Linked DNA regions of Homo sapiens: all the other regions are linked to region 3. Evidence: chromatin loops called from intact Hi-C (ENCODE). Cell type or tissue: HCT116. All regions are shown on one strand.

Evidence for each region. Hi-C counts contacts between places; a loop is a spot of excess contacts. Peaks named below come from ENCODE experiments on the same cell type or tissue, not always from the same donor. Only the 100,000 strongest peaks of a DNase experiment are listed, where the experiment ranks them.
Region 1: it touches region 3 in a loop (4-fold over the local background); 5 of 110 quality-filtered maps call a loop at or near these places.
Region 2: it touches region 3 in a loop (7-fold over the local background); 16 of 110 quality-filtered maps call a loop at or near these places.

Annotation. Positions count from the first base shown.
Region 1 is chr12:93,780,915-93,788,914 of GRCh38, reverse strand. All of the region lies in intron 2 of CRADD (CARD and death domain containing adaptor protein), which reads right to left. Among named protein-coding and RNA genes, the nearest start is that of CRADD-AS1, 47 kb to the right of the region's middle. RefSeq lists enhancers at 2,639-3,838, 3,851-4,350 and a silencer at 4,168-4,462. In HCT116, no CTCF peak of the experiment used is centred here; DNase peaks (open chromatin) are centred at 3,084, 3,494 and 4,294; H3K4me3 peaks cover 1,583 bases; H3K27ac peaks cover 4,321 bases.
Region 2 is chr12:92,781,268-92,789,267 of GRCh38, reverse strand. EEA1 (early endosome antigen 1) reads left to right here. Exons shown (of 29, transcript NM_003566.4): 22 at 1,219-1,401; 23 at 7,133-7,318. Among named protein-coding and RNA genes, the nearest start is that of PLEKHG7, 82 kb to the right of the region's middle. In HCT116, a CTCF peak has its summit at 3,989 (motif pointing left); a DNase peak (open chromatin) is centred at 3,987.
Region 3 is chr12:94,097,000-94,104,999 of GRCh38, reverse strand. It overlaps LOC124902986 (a long non-coding RNA gene), which reads right to left and starts at 3,387. Exons shown (of 2, transcript XR_007063409.1): 1 at 1,384-3,387. RefSeq lists enhancers at 2,665-2,834, 3,285-3,344, 3,401-3,909, 3,910-4,419 and a silencer at 6,193-6,487. In HCT116, CTCF peaks have their summits at 2,550 (motif pointing right) and 3,447 (motif pointing right); DNase peaks (open chromatin) are centred at 2,569, 3,181 and 3,419; H3K4me3 peaks cover 1,511 bases.

The DNA of each region.
Region 1 (8,000 bases), 320 kb after region 3:
CTATGGAAAGGCTGATGACGACAGGGACTAACATCCACAGTTCCCCAAAGGCTCTCCCGTGCCCTGTCTCCTGTGATTCCCACAAGAGTGCTGTGAATAAAACAGTGGTATTGGTTTCCCTTAAATGGTGGGAAAACTGAACCTTGTATAGGTCAGGAGACTGCTAAAGAGAGGCAGAGCTGGGGCTGGAAAGTTTGTCTTTTGATCCCAATGCCATTGCTGTTTCTATGACACCAGACAGCGTTCTCAGGTGGAGGATATCTAGACAACTAGACAACAACTACCTCACACCCTCCCTTTAAAATCAAGAACATTCCTGAATCAAGAATAGTCAAGAGACAAAAATAAATTTTAAAAAATCAAGAACATCATTCTAACAAGGGTCCAGTGGTACATTTGCTAAGGAGGTGCTCTGAGAGCCACCACTGGGCCTCAGAGACCACACACACTGTGGTCAGGTGTTGATACGGGTTGGCTGTGTCCCCACCCAAATCTCATCTTGAATTGTAGCTCCCATAATCCCCACGTGTCATGAGAGGGACAAGGTGGAGATAACTGAATCATGAGGATGGTTTCCTCCATCCTGTTCTCGTAATAGTGAGTGAGTTCTCACGAGATCTGATGGTTTTATAAGAGGTTTCTCCCTTCGCTGGGTACTCATTCTCTCTCCTGCCACCTTGTGAAGAGGTGCCTTCCACCATAATTCCCGAGGCCTCCCCAGCCTGAGAAACTGTGAGTCAATTAAATCTCTTTCCTTTAGAAATTACCCAGTGTTGGGTATTTCTTCATAGCAGCATAAGAACAGACTAATACAGGTGACATGGCAGAGATGGGTTTCCTCCAGAGCGTACACACATTCCAATGGTCATGAGATGAGCCATATTTCAAATGCAATAAAGAGACTTACCACTTCACAACCTCCAAATAATCCTACAAGGAAAAGACAGGATAATTACCAACACTACTATTAATTACTCTCAAGTTTCTTGTTGAGTGAGTTTGCATTCTTGAAGATCAGGCTTCCTTAGGTGAAGCATGCTCATGGCCTCACCATCCTCACCATGGTAAGTGATAATGCCTGCCATACAGTGGACTCCAAAAGATGTTTGTGGAATGAACAAATGAGGTCAATAGGCCACACTACAGAACTCTTTAATTCTCATGTTAAACATGCTGATAGGAAATTATCTGTCCCTAAATCATGGCAGAATAATCACAGTCAGCTATGAGGCAATCCTTTCCAGTTTGGATAGTTTTAAAGAACTTGGTATAAGCATGTATTTCTTTCCATTAAGGTCCTTTGAGAGTGGATCTTATTTGTTTCATTTTCTTGGAGAAAATCTATCCCTGAACTTGAAAAAACAACATTTCAAAGGAAAAAACAAAGACACTGAGTTTGCTAAGAGGTTAAGTACAAGGTTCAGCAGACGTACTACAACACATGCACATGTGAGCACCACTTATTTCAAAGTTAGCCTGTTAGGGAGCTACAAATATATTCCAGTGATACTGGTTTGGGGCAAAAAATGTGCAGAATGCCTTTTTGGAACTATCTTTTTCTCTACAATCAGTTGATGTGATATTAAAAAAAAAAAAAAAAAAAAAAAAACCCTGTCATACTACTTTACAGTCCTGGCTCGTTTTTAACGAAAAATTACTCTAGCCAGTTTAACCACCACCCATGAGGCTGACTTAGTGATGAACAACTCTTGGCCAGTCCCTGACATCAAATCCACCTTCTAAGAATAAATACCACTAGGGTAAAAAAAAAAAAAAAAAAAAAAAATCTTCAGCAGAATGTGCTAAGGGCTCTAAAAGTAAATTCCAAAGAGAGACTTCAAAGATATTTTGAGCAATAGCAACATTATTGGAAGATATGTATAACCTCTCAAAGTGGACTCATACACAATTTGCACAAACTGCAATATAAATCCTTAAATAGCCGAAACATACTTGTAGGCAACAATTCCATTATGTTTTGGTCATCTTTACATTATTCCCCTGGCATAGTGCCTAGTACATAGTAGGGCATGCAGCAAATGTTTTCAAAATTAGATTTTCTATGGGAATAAAGTACAGAATTACCATTAGTCACAGAAGGGCCATTACTCACTAGACTTTTGTCCTAAGGAGAAAATGATGTCTCGTGTTTCCTCATTGTCAAAGGTGGGTTTTATTGCTTTAGGGGCTCTACCTCAAGACAGTAACTGACAGATCTATTTGGTTTTACTGCCTTCTACCTCTACTGGCAAGTAGAAAACTTATCCCTCTGAATGTTGTCTCTTAAAGAAATCTTTATTTTAAAACAACTAAAATGTAAATTGAAGGGATTTCAGAATCTATAAAGAAGCGCTGGCATCTACTACACTTTTAAAAACTGTGAGCAACTGGCCATCAAGACAAAAATTTAAAAATTATACAGGATCTACCTCCATAGAAAAGGTAATGGAATTCCCTTTGAGGATGTGCCTACTATGTATACTTAATACATAGTACCCGCAGTCTTCAGGAAATCCTACAAAAGAGGTATTATCATTCTCATTTCTACAGATAAAGAAACTTGAAGCTTTGAGAAGTTAAATACAGATGTATACGTTTACACATTCCTTAGAGGGCAGAGCTAAGGTTCAAATTTAGGTCTGTTAGAATCCAGGTCTGTCCTTCATCTCTCAACTGTGGAGTTTATTCCAGAAGTCTAAAGCAGAGGGCCCACTGGCCAGCCAAAGGGGGCCTAAAACAGTGATTTGATAAACATGAATGAATTGCCAAAGTTTAGAAATATGAGGTTTTGCATAAAACATGGATTTGTACCTCCATTATATCAAACCTACATCATTCGTGTCTTCATAGGCCCGGCAGTTAATGCTTTTGAGTCTGTGACCTTTGCTATTCCCTGCTGCCTCCCCAACACTTTCTTTTAAAGGAAAAACCAAACCTAATGCTCCACCAGTCCTGTCTTACCTGTATATCCCACAGGAATTTAGAATCATACCATTTTGATGAAGTAAGATACAATCACTGAGATCAAGTACACGACTTTATGGTGAATTTAAGGCCAAAGGGTCACGTGACTTGTTCATGGTCACAAGCTACAGGCCTCGATCCCATACGTCCTTATTCTTGTCTGCTCTGCTACTCAGATTCTCACTGGCAACCAAACATATATATGATTTAATGGCCTGTGAAGTAGGGTAACACCATTCTTCCACAATTCCCTTTGAAATGACTATCATGAGCTTGCATTTCTGATGAACATGCTGGAACTGCTAAGACTTCACATCTATTTTCTTTCATTTGCCAAAAGTCCCCTATAAATAAATCACTCAGCTTCCACATATCCTCTCCTTGGTCTCCCATTCCTGTTCTGCCAGGAGCTGCCAGCAGTAGCTGTGGTTGAATACTGAAGGGGAAAAGAAGCTACAAAGGAAGCCCCAGTGGAGCATCTTTGACTTCTAACCCATAGGCCAGGGGATCGGGAAGACGCATACCAGTGAGTGACTCATAGGTCACACATACCAGTGGGTGACTCAAGCCACTACCCTTTGGAGTAGACACAATTTTTATTTTCATTTCGGATGTTCGTCAGAGGAAATCAGTTTGAATCATTTTCAATTATGTAAATACTAAAGCATATTTCAACCACATAAGATGGTAAAATTTTCTCCTCCTTTCTCTCAAAGGTACTAAGTTTATCAAATTAAATGATAAAACTTCCTCTCCCAGACTAGGAAAATACACCAAAAAATAGCTTGCCAATTGAAAATTATTTTTAGAGGTGTTTGGAGTATATGCATTATCAAACATAGTTCCTATTTTAAAAAAAAAAGCAAAACACAACATTGTACTTATTCCAATGTTTCTATATGTGACTGAAGCCAGAAACTGTATTTGTCAAAATATCATTCTTTTGAGGAAAGTGATCAAATTAATAACGAGTTGTGCCTGAAGAGGTTTTGGAATCTCAAAGTAAGCAGGCTCTGTACTTTTCTAATTAATGAAGAACAGACAGCTCTTTATTAAGAAGAATCGACTTTTTATTTATACCAAAGTGGTGTTTCTTTGACATTTGTTTTTATTTCATTGCTGACCTACTTTCTTTCTGACAGTCTTGAATGAATATCTATTCTTATGTCCTTTAACCGTCTTGCAAGGTAGCCAGGCCAACTGGCTTTCCCCCTGGACAGTAAATCACTCTGGGACTCTGTGTTCTAATATCAACTCGGCCAGAGATTTGCCACGTGTGCTTTATCAGACTCTCCATCTCTTCTGCTTGACTTCAGACATCTGCAAAGCTGAAAAACAGCTCTGACACAGAACAAAGGGTTTTAAGGTGCTCTGAAAGCCCACAGAGGGCCAAACCATGACAGCTGTGGATTAGCACGTGCTCACTTCATTCTGCTGGTGCTTGGAGACTGCACAGTGGTTAGAAGAGGAAAGGCTCAGGGGTCAGACGGCCTGGGTTTAGAGCCCAGCTCTGCCATTTATTAACCGTGCAACCTTGGGCAACTCACTTAACCTCTCTGTGCTGCGGCCACCTCAGCTATAAAATGGGACATTGAGAGTTAAACATGATTAGATATTCAAAAGACTTAGTGCAGTGCCTGTCATACCATAAAACTTAGTAAATATCAGCAGTATTTATTATTTTTCCATTTTTGATGCCCTCACTGACATGCCCTGAGTGTGAGTAAAATTTTGTCATTCAGCTTGACTATATTTAGCGCCTCGATTCTTGAAGGAAACAACGTCAGAACCATTAGTATAATTTCCTAAGATCTAGTCAGACATCTCTAGGGCATAAATTGTTACGTGGGACCAGCCATGAAGTACCGCACTGCAGGTGTTTTGGAAAGTCGCACTAAATCTAAGCAGAGGATGTGAACCCCGTGCACCCTGCAGCAAGAGTTTGGCGAGGTGGCTTGCTACTCACTCTCTTCCCTGACTGATGTCTGGTTCTGACATCCAGAGCATGACACATGACAGATGACAGCGACACATCTGCACATGCCCACCAGCACACCCAGGTTTTACAAAAGCCAATGTCATTTTTTCAGTAAGTAAACAAAATAGTGGCACAAGGGATGTGCAGAATTTCACTTGTTCATTTGCTTTGACATTTTTAGGGAATTTCTTGTGATAGTCCTAAAAATATTTTACAAACACATGAAAAATGAAATTAGCCATTTTTCTCAGGCTTCGACTTCTAACAAAAAAGATTATCAAATATAAGCTTTTGAAGAACAAGCATAAATAAATGTTATTTTATGGCTTAAAGTTACAATTTATAGGCTTTTACTCTTTTCTGAATATGAAGAAAGTTGCCACACATTTTGCTTTTATCACTGCTTGCCTTTGATGAAATCTTTGTAATTGTTACAGTAACAACCATACCTTGCATCTTTCTCACATGCAAAAAACACAAATGCTACTCCACTTGATCTATCTTAATTTACTCATTGTTTAAAATTTATCCATAAACAAAATTAAAAATAAAAAAACTTAAAAATTATAAAATCAGAGGACTACTCCTGGGAGCCAGCATAAAATAAAACAAAAGAGCTCAGATTTTGGACACAGGCAGACCTGGATTTGTGGGTGAGAAACTTAGTCCCTTCTCTGCTTTGATTTCCTCATCTGTAAAATAATAATAATAATAATAATAATAATAATAATAATAATAATAATACCTATACCTGTAACTTGGAAGGCTGATGGTACCAGGACAGTCCCTGGGGGAAAATGTGGCCCAGCAAATGATTTCTTAAGAAATAGAAGGAAAGTAAAAAGGAAAGGAAAGAGGCAAAAAAGGAGGGAGTAGCAGTGACTCTCCCCAGGCTATACAAATTGGGTTATAACCCAGGCCTTCTGCCAAAATTCTGCCTCTCAAATAGAACACTTGACTGTTTTTATTATGTGAATTTTCCATACATAACAAAGTAGAGGAAAGTGTAAAGAACCCCCAAAAACCTATCACCAAGCTTCAACAATTATTATATTTTACCATTCTGATTTCACGTATTTCCCTATACACATACTTTTTTTCTTTTGAAGGAGTATTTTTTAAAGAGTCTTAGGCCTCATATTAATTCATTAATAAGTGCTTCTAAATAGATAAGGACTTTTAAAACTCACAATACCACCAACTCAATAAAATTACCAGTAATTCCTTAGTAACATGTAATAAACAGAGTATGTTTTATTTTTGCCTGTTTAAAAAAAAAGGCATTTTTTTAGTTAGTCAGTTGTTCAAATCAAGTTCCAAACAAGATTCATACCTGCATTTGGTTTACAGGTCCCTTAAGTCTTTTTTTTTTTTTTTTCCTGAGACGGAGTCTCGCTGTTGCCCAGGTTGGAGTGCAGTGGCGTGATCTCAGCTCACTGCAGGCTCCATCTCCCACCCTTAAGTCTTTTTGTTTTTTTTAATTATACTTTAAGTTTTAAGGTACATGTGCACAATGTGCAGGTTTGTTACATATGTTTACATGTGCCATGTTGGTGTGCTGCACCCATTAACTCCTCATTTAGCATTAAGTGTATCTCCTAATGCTATCCCTCCCCCCTCCCCCAACCCCACAACAGTCCCCGGTGTGTGATGTTCCCCTTCCTGTGTCCATGTGTTCTCATTGTTCAATTCCCACCTATGAGTGAGAACATGCAGTGTTTGGTTTTTTGTCCTTGCGATAGTTTGCTGAGAATGCTGGTTTCCAGTTTCATCCATGTCCCTACAAAGGACATGAACTCATCATTTTTATGGCTGCATAGTATTCCATGGTGTATATGTGCCACATTTTCTTAATCCAGTCTATCATTGTTGGATATTTGGGTTGGTTCCAAGTCTTTGCTATTGTGAATAGTGCCGCTATAAACATACGTGTGCATGTGTCTTTATAGCAGCATGATTTATAATCCTTTGGGTATATACCCAGTAATGGGATGGCTGGGTCAAATGGTATTTCTAGTTCTAGATCCCTGAGGAATCGCCACACTGATTTCCACAATGGTTGAACTAGTTTACAGTACTTAACAGTTCCCCATCTCTACTTTTTTCTCGTAGCATTTATATACTGAAAACAAAAATGGGTCATTTGTTTTGTAGAACTTCCTACATTCAGGCATTGGCTGATCTGTACCCTTGTAGTGGTGTTTAGCATGTTCCTCTGTCTCCCGTATTTCCTATAACCTGGTATTAATAGTTAGATGTGCATGTTTGATGAGCTTCTGGTTCAGCCTCGTTGAGGGAGGGGATGTGGGTAAGAATACTTCACAGGTGGTGCTGTTTCTTTTCTATCAGATCACATTGGAGGAGCATAACTAACGTTCGGCTGTTCCACTTTTAGTGATATGGAGACTGATCCGTGGGTTCAAGTGTTGTCAGCCTGATTCTCTGTTAGAAAGCACCAATTTTACCTGATTTTATCATTCATTAATGGTTGTTGCTTAGCTCCATTACTTCATTAGATGCTACAAAACTGTAGGTTTTTAAAACTTTTCTAGCACCCTTCTGCATTTATTAGCTGTAATTCTCTATAAAGTAAATAGGAAAGCAGGGGTGGATGTGAGATCTCCTTTTTAAATCCATTTTCAGAACAATGACTTGGTGCCCTAACAATCTCAGAAGTGACAAATGCGGGATTTTTTTGTCTTATTGTCTTGTGTCTTTAGAATTTTGTCATAAACTCATGGACTTTTATATATTTTTATATATTTCAATCCTTTTGATGCTCAAACTGTCTCATCTTTGCCCTCTGGGGGATCCCCTCAGGTTGGCTTCTGAATCATTCTGACATGATCCCAGCAGTCTCTTTGATGGCTTTGCTCTAGATGGTTCAAAGAGAACCTTTAAAAAAAAGTAACCAAGAGGCTGGGCACGGTGGCTCACACTTGTAATCCCAGCACTTTGGGAGGCTGAGGCGGGTGGATTACTTGAAGTCAGGAGTTCGAGACCAGCCTGGCCAATATAGCAAAACCGTGTCTCTACTAAAAATACAAAAAAAAAAAAA
Region 2 (8,000 bases), 1.3 Mb after region 3:
CCCAGGATGGAGTGCAGTGGTGCGATCTCGGCTCACTGCAACATCCACCTCCTGTGTTCAGGCGATTCTTCTGCCTCAGCCTCCTGAGTAGCTGGGATTACAAGTGTCCACCACCATGCCCAGCTAATTTTTGTATTTTTAGTAGAGGCGGGGTTTCACCATGTTGGTCAGGCTGGTCTCGAACTCCTGACCTCAGGTGATCACCCACCTCAGCCTTCCGAAGTGTTGGGATTACAGGTGTGAGCCACCATGCCCGGCCTAGTTGAGATCTTCTAAAGAGAGAGTGTATGGATTAAAAGAGGGCCAGCAATAGAACTCTGGGGTGTCTCAACATTCACAGAAGTAGCAGAGGAAAAGGAGCTAGTAAAAGATTTTGAGAAGTTATCACCAGTAAGGTAGGAAGAGAACCTAAAATATAAAGTACTTTGGAAACCAGTTGAAGAAAGTGTTTCTAGAAGGAGACATAATCAACTATATCAGGTACAACTTGACAGGTCAAGTAAGACATTGACAAGGATAAGAATATAGGATTTTGGAACATGGCAGTCACTAATGACTTCAACAGCAATTTTATTGAAGGTAGTATATTTTGAAAGTCAAATACCTATTTTTCATACTATGCATATGTATATGTTTTAACTATGTCATAATTTGTGCATATCTCCTGAATCTTCTTGAAGACTAAAGACAAGTTTAGAGTTTAGAGGAGCTTTAAAACTTTGTGAGATTTTCTTTTTCTGCCTTGATATTAATTAAGATGACCTGTAGAAATTTCCTAAGTTATTCTTGAATTTCCAAGAGTAGAAACTATATATTAATACTTCAACAAAGTAATGGCTTCTTACTTTCTTTCATGTACAAGTTTCCCTTAGTTCCACCTTAAATTACGTCAGCTGAGGCATCTAGCACTGCATGCTCCCTCAGAATGTAGTTGTTACTCTTTCTCCCGAGACCTGATAGTACTTCCCAGTGAAATGCCTTTTTAAAAAAAAAAAAAAATTAATTACTTTTGTATTTTATGTTCTTTAAATTGAGACTTGTTAGATTTTGTAATTCTTTGACTTTATAAGTAATTTACCCTATTGAGGTAGAAATTTGGGGCATAAGTACAGTTCATCTTATTGTTTGGAATTTTCTTCTAGTTGTCTGGATTTTACTTTATATTTGTAATTGGTTTTTGGAATGCATACTGTTTTAAATAACTATTGTATGTTTCAGACAGAGCTTGAGAATAAACTACAGCAGCAGTTAACACAGGCAGCCCAGGAACTTGCAGCAGAGAAAGAGAAAATATCAGTATTACAAAACAACTATGAAAAAAGTCAGGAAACTTTCAAACAGCTTCAATCTGATTTCTATGGGAGGGAATCTGAACTTCTAGCCACCAGGCAAGATCTTAAGGTATAGTAAACTATACTGTACCATAAAGTCTCAGTAAGTTTTATAGACATTTATTAAATGATCTATTTGAATCCAAATGGGCAAGGAAATGTTAGTATTTGTGGAATAGTGTGCTGTTTTCTATTAAATTGTTATTTTGTATTAGCATGCTTTAAAAAATTGTTTAAAATGTGGGCATTTTAAAATGACATATTTATAATAGTAAGATAATTTGGATATATCTTAATTGTGACACTGTTAACTTATGTAAGTATTATGCTGTCTTTGTGTGTGAATAACTTTAAAGATAGGCTGCTGTTAAGTTTTAAATGTAAACCACTTGTGAAAAAATGCAAGCAATTTTACCATTGCTTGTCAGGCAATTCTGACATTAGTTATAATATTTGTCAAGTTCCCAATATTACTGGATTGCCTAATGATTAAAATTAGGAGATTATAGCTCAAAATAAACTTACCCTTAATTATATAACAATGTATAGAAATTTTGTCTTTGGTAATGTTATTTGATTAGATAAAGTATCAAGTTTATTAAATTGAAGGATAATGGGAAAAGGGTAAACAATTTTTAGGTCACAGGAAGGTACCAGTTTTCTAAGGAAAATGGAATATTTGTGTTCTCTCACAGAGGATTCAGCCAGTTTTTTTTCTGTCTCTCTTTTTGTTAAGGGGAAATGCTTTATCTGTTTCTTTCCTATGTTTGGGATTTTGTTTATTTAAAGTGCATATTGCAAAATTCTGAGAATGAAAGAATATTAAAATGTTTTATTTAGATAGGGAGCATATATTTTATCCATAGGCTGTTATAAGGAATTATGAAGGAGGTGGGACTTGATTAGGTCCTGAATTTGAATACACAGAGACTCCGGAGAAAGGTCATTTTATTCAGGGGCACATTTGAGAAAAGGTGCCATAGTGAGAATGAATAAAGCAAGCAGACAGTTAACATAATTGCCTTGCTGGCGTACTAGTTTATGTTTGGAATTAAGGTTTAAAAGGTTGGATCTAAATTGTGAAGTATCTTAGATGCCTAGCAAAGATGATTGGATTTTATATTTGAGGGGAAAAAGTGAAAAGTCTAAATAGAGGAGTAAAATGAAGAAAATAGTACTTTAGAAAACAACCTGGTAGTGGTTTGCAGACAGCTTGGATTGGACCTGGGATAGACTAGTGGTGGAGAGATGAGTTAAGAGGTTACTAACTTCCTTTCTCCATAAATTCTAATAGTCGAGGTATGAGTTGATTAGAACTGGGATGAACATTAAAGAGGATGAAATAGAGATTAATGGGAGAGAGAGAAGAAACAAAAGGACTGAACCCATACCTGGCTGCAAGGATTTGACAGAGATAGGAAATTGGGTGAAAGAATTTTCATAGTGCCAGTAGAATATCTATGTATCTATCTATGTATCTATCTGTTTATCTGGAGGTAAAAATTAGCAATAGTTGTTATTAAGAAAAAATACCACACAAGATTTAGGTAGTGTTAAATTATTATTATTTGACCTTACAACACTATTGAAAGTATTGAAAGTCAAGGAAGCTTTGTGGAGGAGTTTGGGCTTAGCCTAAGAACAGTGAGGAACCACTAAAGGGAGTTACTTACATTTGTATTTTAGGCAAATGACTCACTGCAGATTGAGGAATGAGAAACAGGGCTGAATCTGAAGACCAGAAGACTTTGCAGTAGTCTAAGTGCAAGACGATGGTGGTGTGGGCTGGTAATAGCAAGGATGGAGAAAAGTGGATGAATTTGAAGGATATTTAAATGATAGAAGAGATGAAACTTAATGTTTGATTGGAAAAGTCTTATAGAAATCACACTCTTTCCATATGGATGTCATTTACCCAAAGCATAAGCTAGTAACAGGAACCAACATTAAATTAATCAATGTTAATTGATTTGATTGATATTCTTTCATTAAGCCAGCGATTTTTATTATGCTTGAAAGCTATGTTGTGTACTAATAATTTCATACATGAAAGAATAACTCAAATGTAAATATGGGCAAAAAGAGAAAGCTGAGGGACAAGGCTGCCATAGAGTTTTACAACTGTTAAGGGACCTTGGATAGATCCTCTATTCCAAAGCTTGCTTTTGCCAAAGAGAGCAGGCCCAGTGCTTCCTTTTGCAGAGAAGACAGGCCTACTGCTGTACAATAACAGAACCATGGTTAAATCTTAGTTCTGATTCAAAGTCTGCCATTCTTTCATCATTTCACTATAATTTTTTAACAAAATAAAAGATTGGTAAATTTTATATAAAATGCTTTTAAAATGAGAAGTGTATGAACTACTTAAGAAGCTAATTAAAAAAAATAGTCAATTCCTAGGGAAGTTCAGATGATATTTATAGACTAGGATAAGAGATGGCTATCAGTTATTATTTTTCTTTTGCTTCAATGATGTTGGATGGTCTTGTGTATAAGAGAGAGAAGAGGAGAGATTCAGAGCCTTGTAACATGATACCTAACTACTTCAAGGCTATCTACCATGGGTTGACAGTGTAGAGCATGGGCTAACAGTGTATATACCTAGACACCAGTAGAATGGAAGGTAGCCTGGCCTGATCTATGCCTTTAGCCCCATCTGCTGGATTATTTATGAAGTACTTAAGTTTGTTGACTGGATATTTCAGATTGGCTATGCTGTACACCACTCTTTGTTGTCCAGGAAAGGTAGAGGTAGAATTTAACTGTAAAATTTACACCCTGAGTGAAGTGAAAATTCTAGGATAATAGATTTAGAATTAAATATAAATCTTCTTAGCCTAGTACTCTATATCATTTCATCAGAAATCAAGAAAAAACAACTAAAAATATGAAGTTTTTTTTTTTTTTTTAAGAAAGTATGGGAAAACTTGCTGAATAGACAAAAACAACAGCTACCATGGAACACTGCAGAAATCATTTGTTTACTGGGGTGCTATAATGTGATTGGCATAATCAGGGTCAAGGTTGGTATTTGATCCATTTAGGGATTTGCCTATTTCAAGGGGAGTAGATGGGTTAGAGATAGTCCCAACAAAACCATGGAATGGGAGAGAGGGTTCTCCGAGGGAAGAGATGCTGAGCAGAGGAAATAATATGCAATATTATTATAATCTGCAATAAGAAAGATGAAAAGAACATTTAAAATGCATGGCAGTATAAATGTTCATCTATGTCATTGAATGATGTAGATGAAAGTTCAGAGGCAGGGGAAAACATGTCTTGGCATGTTCAGAAAGGATTTCATGGAGCAGTCCAAATTTTGAGCTTGACTTTAAAAAATCAGTCACTGGGTTTTGTGAGTTTAACATTTTATAGGCTGTTATTTAAACCATGGGCTTTTTGGAAATCTTGTGGTTAGAGGTTAGGGTTGCTTTCCAGGCTCTAGCAAGCGTTGGTATTTTTAAACATTAGATCAGGATCTCTATTAACTAATTATAGTTGCTGTAGACTGTTTGAACTGGACTTTGTCAACTTTTCTCCTTTTTTATGTGAAATCACTCTCACCCTTTGTGACATATAGGTCAGTTCCCACATGTGGTATAGAGCCTTCTGTAAACCCCACTCCACAGCATCTCACACTCACTGTTTTTCTGTGCATTTGGCACATAGCGTATACTCTCCTGCCCTGTGTAGCTTCCATTTTACATGGCTGTTCTGCTTTTTGGGCGATGTACTCAACTCCCTTAAGTCAAAGACCAGCTTGTACCCTCCTGTTCTGTCTTAGCAGTGTTCTCAATTAATGGTTAGGTGCTGGATTAGTGAAGAACTAGCTGATGTTAATTCTTCCCTGAAAAAAGCCTCAAGGGGTTTAGTGTTCTACTGGCAGTCATTGAAAATTAAGATTTAATTTATATCAGAAAGACGTAACTGGGTTACTGGTAAGAAGTAAACTTTCAGGAAGCTTAAGAATCCTCATAAATAAGATCTTTATTTATTTATTTCATCTTTCTTTTTTTTTTTACTGAGTACTTGCTGTATACAAGCCTACTCAGCAAGGATCCTTTGCTAAATTACGTTTTCTGCCTCCTTTTCAAAGGAGCTGTATCTCCAGAATAAGAAAGATCAGCTTTTTCCAGATCTGATGGAAGAGATCAGTTGGATCTCTTACCCTGCTGATTCTTCGCAGTAGCAGCTGAGAGTGGCAAGGTTCCTACCATACCCATTATCTACCTGTTACCATATTTATCCCCAACTGAAGTGTCATGAGTGAAAAAGCTTCCCCTTTCCCCAACTTCTTCTTCTCAAAATACTTGGGCTTTAAAACAGTCAACAACTATGGACTATGTTAAATGACAATCACTACTTCTACGATATAGATGAGAAGAGGACAGTGTGCTTTCTCAGGATAGAGCCTCATTCTATGTTTGGCTGAATTTTCTCTTTTTGTTCACTTGATCAGGTTGTCAGCTGTGAAGTTGTTATTATTTTTATTCCATGACAAAATAATCCTTCCTATTTGTTTCAGGAAAAACTCTCTCAAATTGTGTTTTTCCCCTACTCTCACACCACAACAATCATCAACACAGAAGACTTCTGTGACCAAACATATGGGGATTTTCCCACACACACCAAGAAGCAGACACCAACTGTGTGTCTTCCAATTTAATTCTGACAGTATCTCCCTAGAGATAGTATCAAATCCCACAGATTGGGGGCTCAATCCCCAAGACTGCTCCCTACAACTCCAAACACCAATCATTAATCCAGGCTTCCAGAACTTCTGACCAACTAGCTAGTTTCAAGTTGGGGTTTTCATGACACCCTCTTTGGGTTCAGTTAGTTTGCTGAACAGCTCACAGAACTCAGGGAAAACTTACTTACATTTACTGATTTATTATAAAGGATATTACAGAGAATACAGATGAAGAGATGTGTTGGGTGATATGGGGGAAGGGGCACAGAGCTTCCGTGCCCTCCCCGGGCATGCCACCCTCCAGGCTCCGTATGTTCAGCTATCTAGAAGTTCCCCAAACCCAGTTCTCTTGGATTTTTATGGAAGCATTCTTTCACCCAGGGTATGAGGCAGGACCCTTTCAGGGAAGAGTCTTAAGACTCACAATCAGAAAATGGGGTGGGGAAGAAGATTAGAGGCCTGCCTAGGGACCAGTGGAAGAAGGGCAGGAGACGAGATTCTGTTTCCTGAGGCCTAACATACCCAACATTGTAACAAAAAACTGTAACAAAGGATGTGGGAGTTGTGATTCAGGAACCCTGGACAAAAACCACTATATCATAACACCATACTATTTATTAATATTTTTAGCATGTCAAGGGACATCATAGAACCTACCAAATGTATATGTATGCATAATGAAGCATTTAATTATATCTCTTTTAAGATTGTTTTCTTTCACACTGCCTTATGACTTTAACCATATATATGTTCTCTGAGTGTATCTGATATGGTCCCTACTTATTTGGTATTCTTTCATATCAACTAGCCAATATTGAAGATGTGATCAACATTCAGCAAATACTTTAAATATTTATTTAGTAAATAGATTATTTTTGGAGGCTTTGGAATTGCTTCCATTTTACTAAATATTTTATATTATAAATGTTTTCTATAAGCAAGAGAGTTAATATTTTAGAATTCTTTCTCTTTTACCTGTCTTACTGAAGGGTATAATATGCTATCTTTTTATAGTTTATTGCTTTCTACAATGTTTATATTAACTATGTTTCTGTTGAATTTACTAAAAACATGGCATATAATAATTTGGGAAAATTGTTTTTGTAAGTCTGTAGAAGAGAAGCTTTCTCTAGCACAGGAGGACTTGATTTCAAACAGAAATCAAATTGGAAATCAAAATAAATTGATTCAAGAACTGAAGACTGCCAAGGCTACATTGGAGCAGGATTCAGCAAAGAAAGAACAGCAATTGCAGGAGCGATGTAAAGCACTACAAGACATTCAGAAAGAAAAGGTATTGCATGTTTCTGACCTAAATCTACAATCTTAGAGTTACAGTTGTCTTAGAGATCATCCAGTCAAACCTCTTATTTAGTACAGGCATCATCCTTATTTTCAACAGCTCTCTCAGAGGGACCTCTAGTTTCTGACACTTTTGATCATTGGGATTTTAATGCTAGGAAGTACTTCTTAATGGCCTCCTTGTTATTTCTACCCTTTTTTCTTACTGCTCTTTAGTTTTACAAACAAGTCAATTTTTCACACCATAGACCCTTGGTTATTGCAGAAAAGATAATATAGTTCCTCAACTATTTCTCATATAACGTATTATCCTTTAGATGTGTGAATGAGATAATAAAAGATCTAGAAATAATTCTTAAACATGTTAAGAATTCTTAAAATTAAGAACCAGATTGTCTAAGGAGTTTATTAAGTTTCAAAGTTGAAAGCATTGGTTTACTAATATATGACCAGTACATTTTAAAAATCACTTTAAATTCTGTATGAAAGAAAAATTCAGATCCTAGGAAAGAGTTTATTTTTTGTTTTATAGTTGAAATCATATATTCCTGTTAGCTGACAGGATATTACTCTGCAGTGTATATTCCCTGAAATTCTTGGTAAATTCTAAATGGTTCAGTTCCTGAAATTTAATTTAAAAATGTTCTGTGGGTGTGGTGATGGTGAAGCTGGAA
Region 3 (8,000 bases):
GGCTCCCTCCTTCCTCATCCTACTGAAAGGAGCCCTGCTGAGCCCACCATTGATCTGCTGGTGACTAGGTGTCAGGCATGTGCACAGACTTTTTCCATTTGAACTGCTCCAAGGCTGGCTGACGGCCACCCCCTCGGACTTCTGTCCACCCAACACCCAGTCAACCATTCTGGTGGCTCTTTCTCAGTCTCTTAGGTCCCCCAGCGCCCACAATTGGTACTTTTTTTCTGAGGCAGAGTCTCACTATGTCACTCAGGCTGGAGTGCAGTGGCACGATCTTGGCTCACCGCAACCTTCACTTCCTGGGTTCAAGTGATTCTCCTGCCTCAGCCTCCCAAGTAGCTGGGATTACAGGCACGTGCCACCATGCCCAGCTAATTTTTGTATATTTAGTAGAGACAGGGTTTCACCATGTTTGCCAGGCTTGTCTCTAACTCCTGACCTCACATGATTGCCTGCCTGGGCCTCCCAAAGTGCTGGGATTACAGGCGTGAGCCACCGCACCTGGCCAAAACTGGTACATTTGAAGTTCTGTTCCTGACCATCTTCCTATTCTGCCAGCATCATCCCATTACTTCATGGACTCATGTACACTTAACGTTGTATTTTTAGCACCAATGTACCTCCTACATTTTAGTCTTTCTAACTGTCTATGTGACATTCCACTTGGATACCCCACAGATGTCTGGACTCTCATGACCCAATCTGAGTCAATCCTCCCCGAACTCACCTCCCCACGGTGATTCCAGCTCATCCTCTGCCCTCCTTCCTTTCCACCACCCCTGTCTGATTACTCAGTTCCGTAGTTTCCATCTGCCTCAAAGAGTGCCACACCCGCTCCCTGTTCTCATTGCCAGTGCCTTGCTTGATTTTATCAGCCACTCCTGCCTGGACTACTACAGTGACCTACTTACAAGTCTTCTTATTTCTTGCTTGGTGGTTATCACAAAGATCACTTTGGAAGCTTCTTGAAAGTGCAGATTCTCAGGCTCTACCCCCAGAGAGTCTGATTTGGTAAGACCAAGGTACAATCCAGGCATGTGGGTTTTTAATAAGCTCACCGCTGGAATCATCCAGTGCAGATGGTCCCCAGACCACTCTGTAAAAACCACATGACTTGTCCTCTTCTTATTCCAGTCCATTAACTACATGATTAATTACTAAAGCTATTACTACCTAACATTTTTGGAACACTTATTATATCCCAAGGCTGTGTTGAACTTTCTATATGCCTATGGGCCACTAACATAACAACTCTATGTTTTAACTATAATTATGATTCCATTTTACCTTTGGGAAAACTGAGGCACAGAGAGCTAAGTTAACTAGCCCAAGGGCACATTCTCTCTGATCCAAAGCCAAGTTCTCGTGAGTACATCTTACCGTCTCCTTTGCTCCCCATGGTCCAGCTATGCCGAATGTCTTTAGTTCTCTGAATGACTTTAGTTCTCTGCTTCTTTATGGCTCTGAGCATTTGTCATGTGGTTCCCCTCTTTGAAATGACCATCTGTATCAGTTTCCTATGACTTCATAACACATTGCAAACATAACAGCTTAAAACACCCATTTATTAGTTCATAGTTCTGGAGGTCAGAAGCCTGAATGCAGCATGACTGGGTCCTCTCTTCAGGGTCCTACAGAGATAAAATCAAGGTGTCAGCTGGGACTAAGTCTCATACAGCTTGGGGATCCCTTCCAAACTCCCTGCTTATTGGCAGAGTTCAGTGCTCTTGCAGTGGTAGGATTGAAGGCTGGTTTCTCTGCTGGCTGTCAGGCAGGGGTCGTTCTGAGCTCCTAGAGTCAGCCTGCATTCCTTGCCACGTGGCCCCTTTCATCTGTAAAGCCAGCAAAGAAAATCTTGCCAATGATGAGTTCTTGCCGCTTGTCAAATCTCTTCTGCCAGGACAATCCAGTCCCTTTCAAAGGTTCACCTGGCTAGGTTAGGCCTACCCAGGATCATCTCCAGATCTTAAGATCAATTAATTTGGGAACTTTAATTACATCTGCAAATTCTCTTCACAGAAGCACCTAAATTGTTTGATTGAATAACTGGGCAAAGGTGTGTGTACACTGCGAGGGGGATGGGCTGAGAATCTTCAGGGGTCATCTTAGAATTCTGCCTAATCTTCAAAACTCAGCTCAAGGGTGACTTTCTTGATGTCTCTAGGCCGAGCTAGGTCCACCCCCTCTACCCCACAGCATCAAATACACACTCTTCTACTGGTCCATTTCCCCCCAGCTGGGCTGTGAGATTCTTGAGATCAGAAACCAAGCGTTGGTCATCTTTGTGTGCCCAGCTCCCGGAATAGCACCCGACTCTATATTTGCTGCCTGAGAGCTCAGGATGTGCTCAAGCAAGCCCTCCAGACGAGAAGGGCATTTTCATTAGAATTGCATGCATCGCAGGTACAGGGCTGTTGACGGGACAGCAAGTGCTTCCGGAAGGTCCCAGGAAACTTCATCGGCACCCTACGCTCCAAAGTCTTTTAGCCGAGAACCATGGGCAGGCCAGCACGCCTTCTGAAAAGCCCAGTGAAACCAGCATCGCCGTGACGGTGAGGCGGATGGGCCACTAGGTGTCACTCAAGATTCAATAAAGAGAATCGCGGATGCTTCGAAAGCCGTTTCCGCCCTTCTAGGGAAGGGAGCTGGTTAGACGATCCCCACCCATTGTTTTTTGGTTCACGCTCCAAGCCTTCCGCGCCTCTTCATTTCCCTTCGCGGACAAGTCTGGGTCTAAAATAGGATCACAGAATTCGAAGCTATAAGGCTGGGGGCCACCCGACCGGCTAATTCAGCCTCCCGATTTTGTGGACCAGCAACCAGAGCCGGGAGCTTGCGCAGGGCGGGCAGCAGAGCCCCGCTTCAGCCCCCACGGGGTCCGCGTGCTCCTGCCTACCCTCGAGCAGCAGTGAGGAGGCGTGGGCGGGTCCCGGCTCTCGGCCTGGGTGTCCAGGGTGTCCAGGGTGTCCTGGGTCGTCCCGGGGGCTGCACCGCGAGGTGTCCCTCAGGACCACTTCCAGATGCCCAGGCCGCATTCAGCTGATTCAGCGCCCGTGCTCCAGAACCCAAGACAAGGAAGGTGAAAAAGAAGGTCCCGTGGATCTGTTAGGACCTGACCTTTCTTCAGATCGTCTCAAACAATCTCTTCTTTCTTTGGATTTTAGGGCTGGGGAGTGAGGACGCACCTGGCTTCCTGACAGCATCTGCAATTGACTACAGTCCTTTCACTTATGCCAGGGGGAGGTTCGGGGCTGAAGGGATGGGGTCGCAAAATGCTCGTGCAAAGCACCTTCTTGGCAGGAGTTTGGTTTTTCTGCCCCCACCCTCCTACTTTCCCCGTGGAAGAAGTGGATGTCCTCGCGCGAGGTTCGAACAGGCTGCAAGACCAAGGCACCGCGCGTGCGGACTGATCTTCCTCACCCCCGGCAGAGGGCGCCCTTCTCCCGCTCCAGCGCCCCGCCGGGCGAGCCCCTCCAGCCGCGCCCTGAGCCCTGCCTCGTCCAGGCCGGGTCTCCAGCGCCAGGTGCCTGCAGCCCTACACTGGGAGAATTACAAAGCTACTTCTGTCTGACATTGGGCACAGCCTTTGAATGTCCCGTTCCTTTTGCTCCTAGCTGACTTACTGCTCATTTTTATTTTCCTAAGTGAATATTGAAACTTATTTGCATTTTATGGAGCTCCTGGTAACAGAGGGATCTTACCTGGCAGGGTGAGAATCCCGCTAAGGAAGTTGGCTCAGGACGGAGGTTCTCGCCAGGGCTCACCCACAAAGGGAATAATCCTATCTATGAGACAAATAATTTCCTTTAAAGCTTGCAAAGGGGGGCGGACGCGGTCGCTCTTGCCTGTAATCCCAACACTTTGGGAGGCTGAGGCCGGCGGATCACTTCAGGTCAGGAATTCGAGAGCAGCCTGGCCAACATGGTGAAACCCGGTCTCTACCAAAAATACAAAAATTAGCTGGGCGTGGTGGCTCGTGCCTGTAATCCCAGCTACTCGGAGGCTGAGACAGGAGAATCACTTGAACCTGGGAAGCAGAGCTTGCAGTGAGCCAAGATCGTGCCACTGCACTCCAGCCTGGGCCACAGAGCCAGACTCTGTCTCAAAAAACAAACAAACAAACAAACAAACAAACGGGTTTTCCTGTGTCAAGCTTAACCGATTCTATTTATCTCTTTCCTCTTCATGAAAAGGTTGATTTATTCATTTCTCAACCGATATTTTACTGAGTACCTTCTGTGTGCCAGGTACCAGGGTGAAAAAGGCAGAGTTGATTCCTGGTTTGGGTGGAGCCGATGGTCTAATAAGGGAAGATATATTGAATAAACACGTTAATTGGTCATACCTAAGATAAACGCTACACAGGAAAAACAGAGACTTCTGGAGGAGGCTGCAACAGGGAACCAGCTGAAGTCCTCAGCTGAATCTCAGGCATCCTTTCCCTCCTAGAAGCTCTCTTCTCACTTCCTGCTGCTGCAAACTGATAAAAATAATAGCCTCCCAGAAGCGGATGGTGAGTCAGTGCATTCAAGGCTGCACATCCCCAGGTGAGGTAACAAGAGTCAGGGTCTGGCTGAAATCTCCTCTCCCCGTTCGCACTCCTGGGCTGAGTGCCACTCGGCAAGGCGTGAGCCATTTTGCATGATGAAGTCCACATTACAGATTTCTTCTGACACCTGATGACTAACAAGGTCTGAAAACAACAAGACACCTCTAGGCGCTGCATCCTCCTCCTCCTCTTCAGTGTTTATGGAACACCTCCTAGGTATTGGGTGGGTGTTTTGTGCCAAGGATGCAAGCAAAACATTAGAGACAAAAGGAGGAATAGAATATGCCAAAGGCCAAGGAGGGTATGAACTAGTGGTTCCCAGAGTTTGAGCTTTTATGAGCAGCTAAAAGTGAGAGCTTTATTAACTAGGATCAGACATTGATAATTAGGTCAAAGGATAAAAGAGGTTCAGCCTAACAGTGGCCTAAACAAGACAGAAAATAAAAGTTTATCTCTATCATGAGAGTCCACAGTCCAGAGTCTCACTGAGTAAGGGAAAGGTGAGGGTGAGCGCTTTGCTGCCCTTCCTGTGATATTCTCAAAGGAAAGACGGGGGAGAAAGAGGAGACTCACACAATCCATTCTCCACCCCGCAGCTGCAGCCTGCGTACTCTTTGAAATATGTCATTCAGATCGTTATCCTGCTTCTCATCTTCCTGTGGCTTTCCATAACTGGCCAGAAGCCCTCCCACAACCCCCACCGCCCTGCCTGCCTCCACCACCTGCTCCTCGCTCATCGCACTCTGGCTGTAGCGCCTGCCTTCTTTCTGCAACTTGCACACGCCAAGCTCTTCCTAAAGCTATGCCTATGCATGCACAATGTCCTCTGGTTGGAAGGCCCTTTCTGCAGCTCCTTCTATGGCTTGTGCATCTCCACCTTAGGCCTTAGTTCAAGTATCTATCACCTCCTCAGAGCACCCTTCCCTCAAGCCCTGGTGGGCAGTGGCTCTGCCACCTACATAGCCTCATAGTCACTCCCTCTCTCATGTTCCTGATTATGTCTTTTTCTTTTAAGAGACAAGGTCCACTCTGTCATCTAGGTTAGAGTGCAGTGCATGATCATAGCTCAGTGCAGCCTTGAACTCCCTGGCTCAAACGATCCTCACACCTCAGCCTCCTGAGTAGCTAGGACTACAGGTGTGTGCTACCACGCCTGGCTAATTTTTAAATTTTTTGTAGAAATGGAGTCTCACTGTGTTGCCCAGGTTGGTCTCTAACTCCAGTCCTTAAGCGATCCTCTGACCTCAGCCTCCCAAAGTTTTGGAATTACAGGCATGAGCCACTGTGTCAGGTCCCTGATTGTGTCCTTGATAGGATTTACCACAATCTGAAGCCATCTCGTTTGTTTGCTTGCTGGCTCTTTGTAAGTGTATGACCTCCTTGAGTAAAGGAACCTTGTCTGTCACGCTCACTTCTCTAGCCCCAGTGACCAAAAAGATGTCTGGGAACGGTGTCACACATGCTCTGCAAATTTGTGACAGATGAACTGAATAGGAAAGAAGGATAAATTCTTTCCAACTCTGTCAAAGATGCTGTTCCATGCTCTAACTGAAGTCAGAAGGTCTGAAGTCTGAGGTTTGTTGAAGGCTTTCACTGACTTAGATAAATCTAGTATGGTAGTAAAGTTGGCGTGTTCCACAACAGATAAGCCATAAGCTGAGACATTTATATCAACTCTTGTGTCCCAGCTCCATCCCCAACACACCAGGAGCTCCAGTATTTAAAATATGCTTTTCCTAAGAGTGAGAGGTTTGAGATTTCACATGCCTGAGTCATCTTCATGGCAGACCTGACTGGGGCTCGTTTGCATTATGTGGAAATGATCTTTGGGGGTGTGAGGCTGTTGATGAAAGAAAGCCTTTAGCATCTGTGTCTTTTTCGTAAGGCTGGAGCACCCACTGGCTTTGTTCCATATTGAACAGACATTTAGAGACATCCTTTTTTATTTTTTTATTTTTATTTTTGTTTTTTGAGATGGAGTCTTGCTCTGTCATCCAGGCTGGAGTGCAGTGGCACGATCTTGGCTCACTGTGACCTCCGCCTCCTGGGTTCAAGCGATTCTCCTGCCTCAGCCTCCTGAGTAGCTGGGATTGCAGGCGCCTACCACCACGCCTGGCTAATTTTTTTTATTTTTAGTAGAGACAGGGTTTCACCATGTTGGCCAGGCTAGTCTCGAAAGTTTGACCTCAAGTGATCGGCCCACCTCGGCCTCCCAAAGTGTTGGGATTACAGGCATGAGCCACCGTGCCCGGCAGGAGACATCCCTTAATAAACCTGGTTTGACCGAAGAGTTATCTCTGGAGAGGCTTTTTTTTTTTTTTTTTTTTTTTTTCCCTGACAGCATTCTTTTGTGATCACAGAAAACCTCCGAGGCTATTCAGGAAAGAGGGGCCAGCTGACTTGCTGGCGCTGGGAGAAATTAACCCCCATCATCAAAAAGACTTTCTATTGCATATTGTAAAATTTAAAAACTCTCGGGGAATACTGTGACCCTGTCTTTAAAACATGCATCTAAACAACCCAAATGTCAATTGATATGAATGAATAAACAAAATATGGTATATACATACAATGAAATATTATTTAACCTTAAAAAGGAATGAAACGTAGATAGATGCTATAACATGATGGAGTTTGCAGACATTACGCTGAGTGAAACAGGCCATATGCAAAAGGACAAATACTCCACGTATGTGAGATACTGACAATGGTCAAATTCATGGAGACAGAACGTAGAATGGTGGTTAGCAGGGTGGAGGAGAGAGGAATGGGGAGTTATTGTTTAATAATAATATGAGGTATGAGGTTTCAGCTGGGGGTGATGAAAGGGTCCCGGAGTAGATAGAGGCAATGATTGCTCCAAGTGCCTCATAGGAGTGGAATCATACACTATTTGTCTTTTTGTGATTGGCTTATTTCACTTAGCATGATGTCCTCAAAGGTTTATCTGTATTGTAGCATGCTTTAGGATTTGCTTCCTTTTTAAGGCTGTCTAATATTCTTGTATGTATACTTCACATTTTATTTTTTCTATTCATCCATCTGTGGGCACCTGGGTTGCTTCCACATTTTGGTTACTGTAAATAAAGTTGCGATGAGCTTCACGTCCGTGCTTTCAGTTTTTTGGGGGTATGTACTCAGAAGCAGAATTGCTTGATCATATGGTAATTCTATTTTTAGTTTTGTGTGGAAATTCCATACCATTTTCCACAGTGGTTGAATCATTTTACATTCCTACCAGCAGTGCTCAAGGGTCCCAATTTCTCTGGGGTCCTCATCCTTGCCCACACTTGTTATTTTCTGTTTTTTTTTTTTTTGTTTTTTTTTTGTTTTTTTAATAGTAGCCATCCTAGTGTATATGAAATGGTATCTCCTTGTAGTTTTGGTTTGCATTTCTCTAATGATTAGTGATGTTGTGCATCTTGTCATGCACTCACTGGCCATTTGT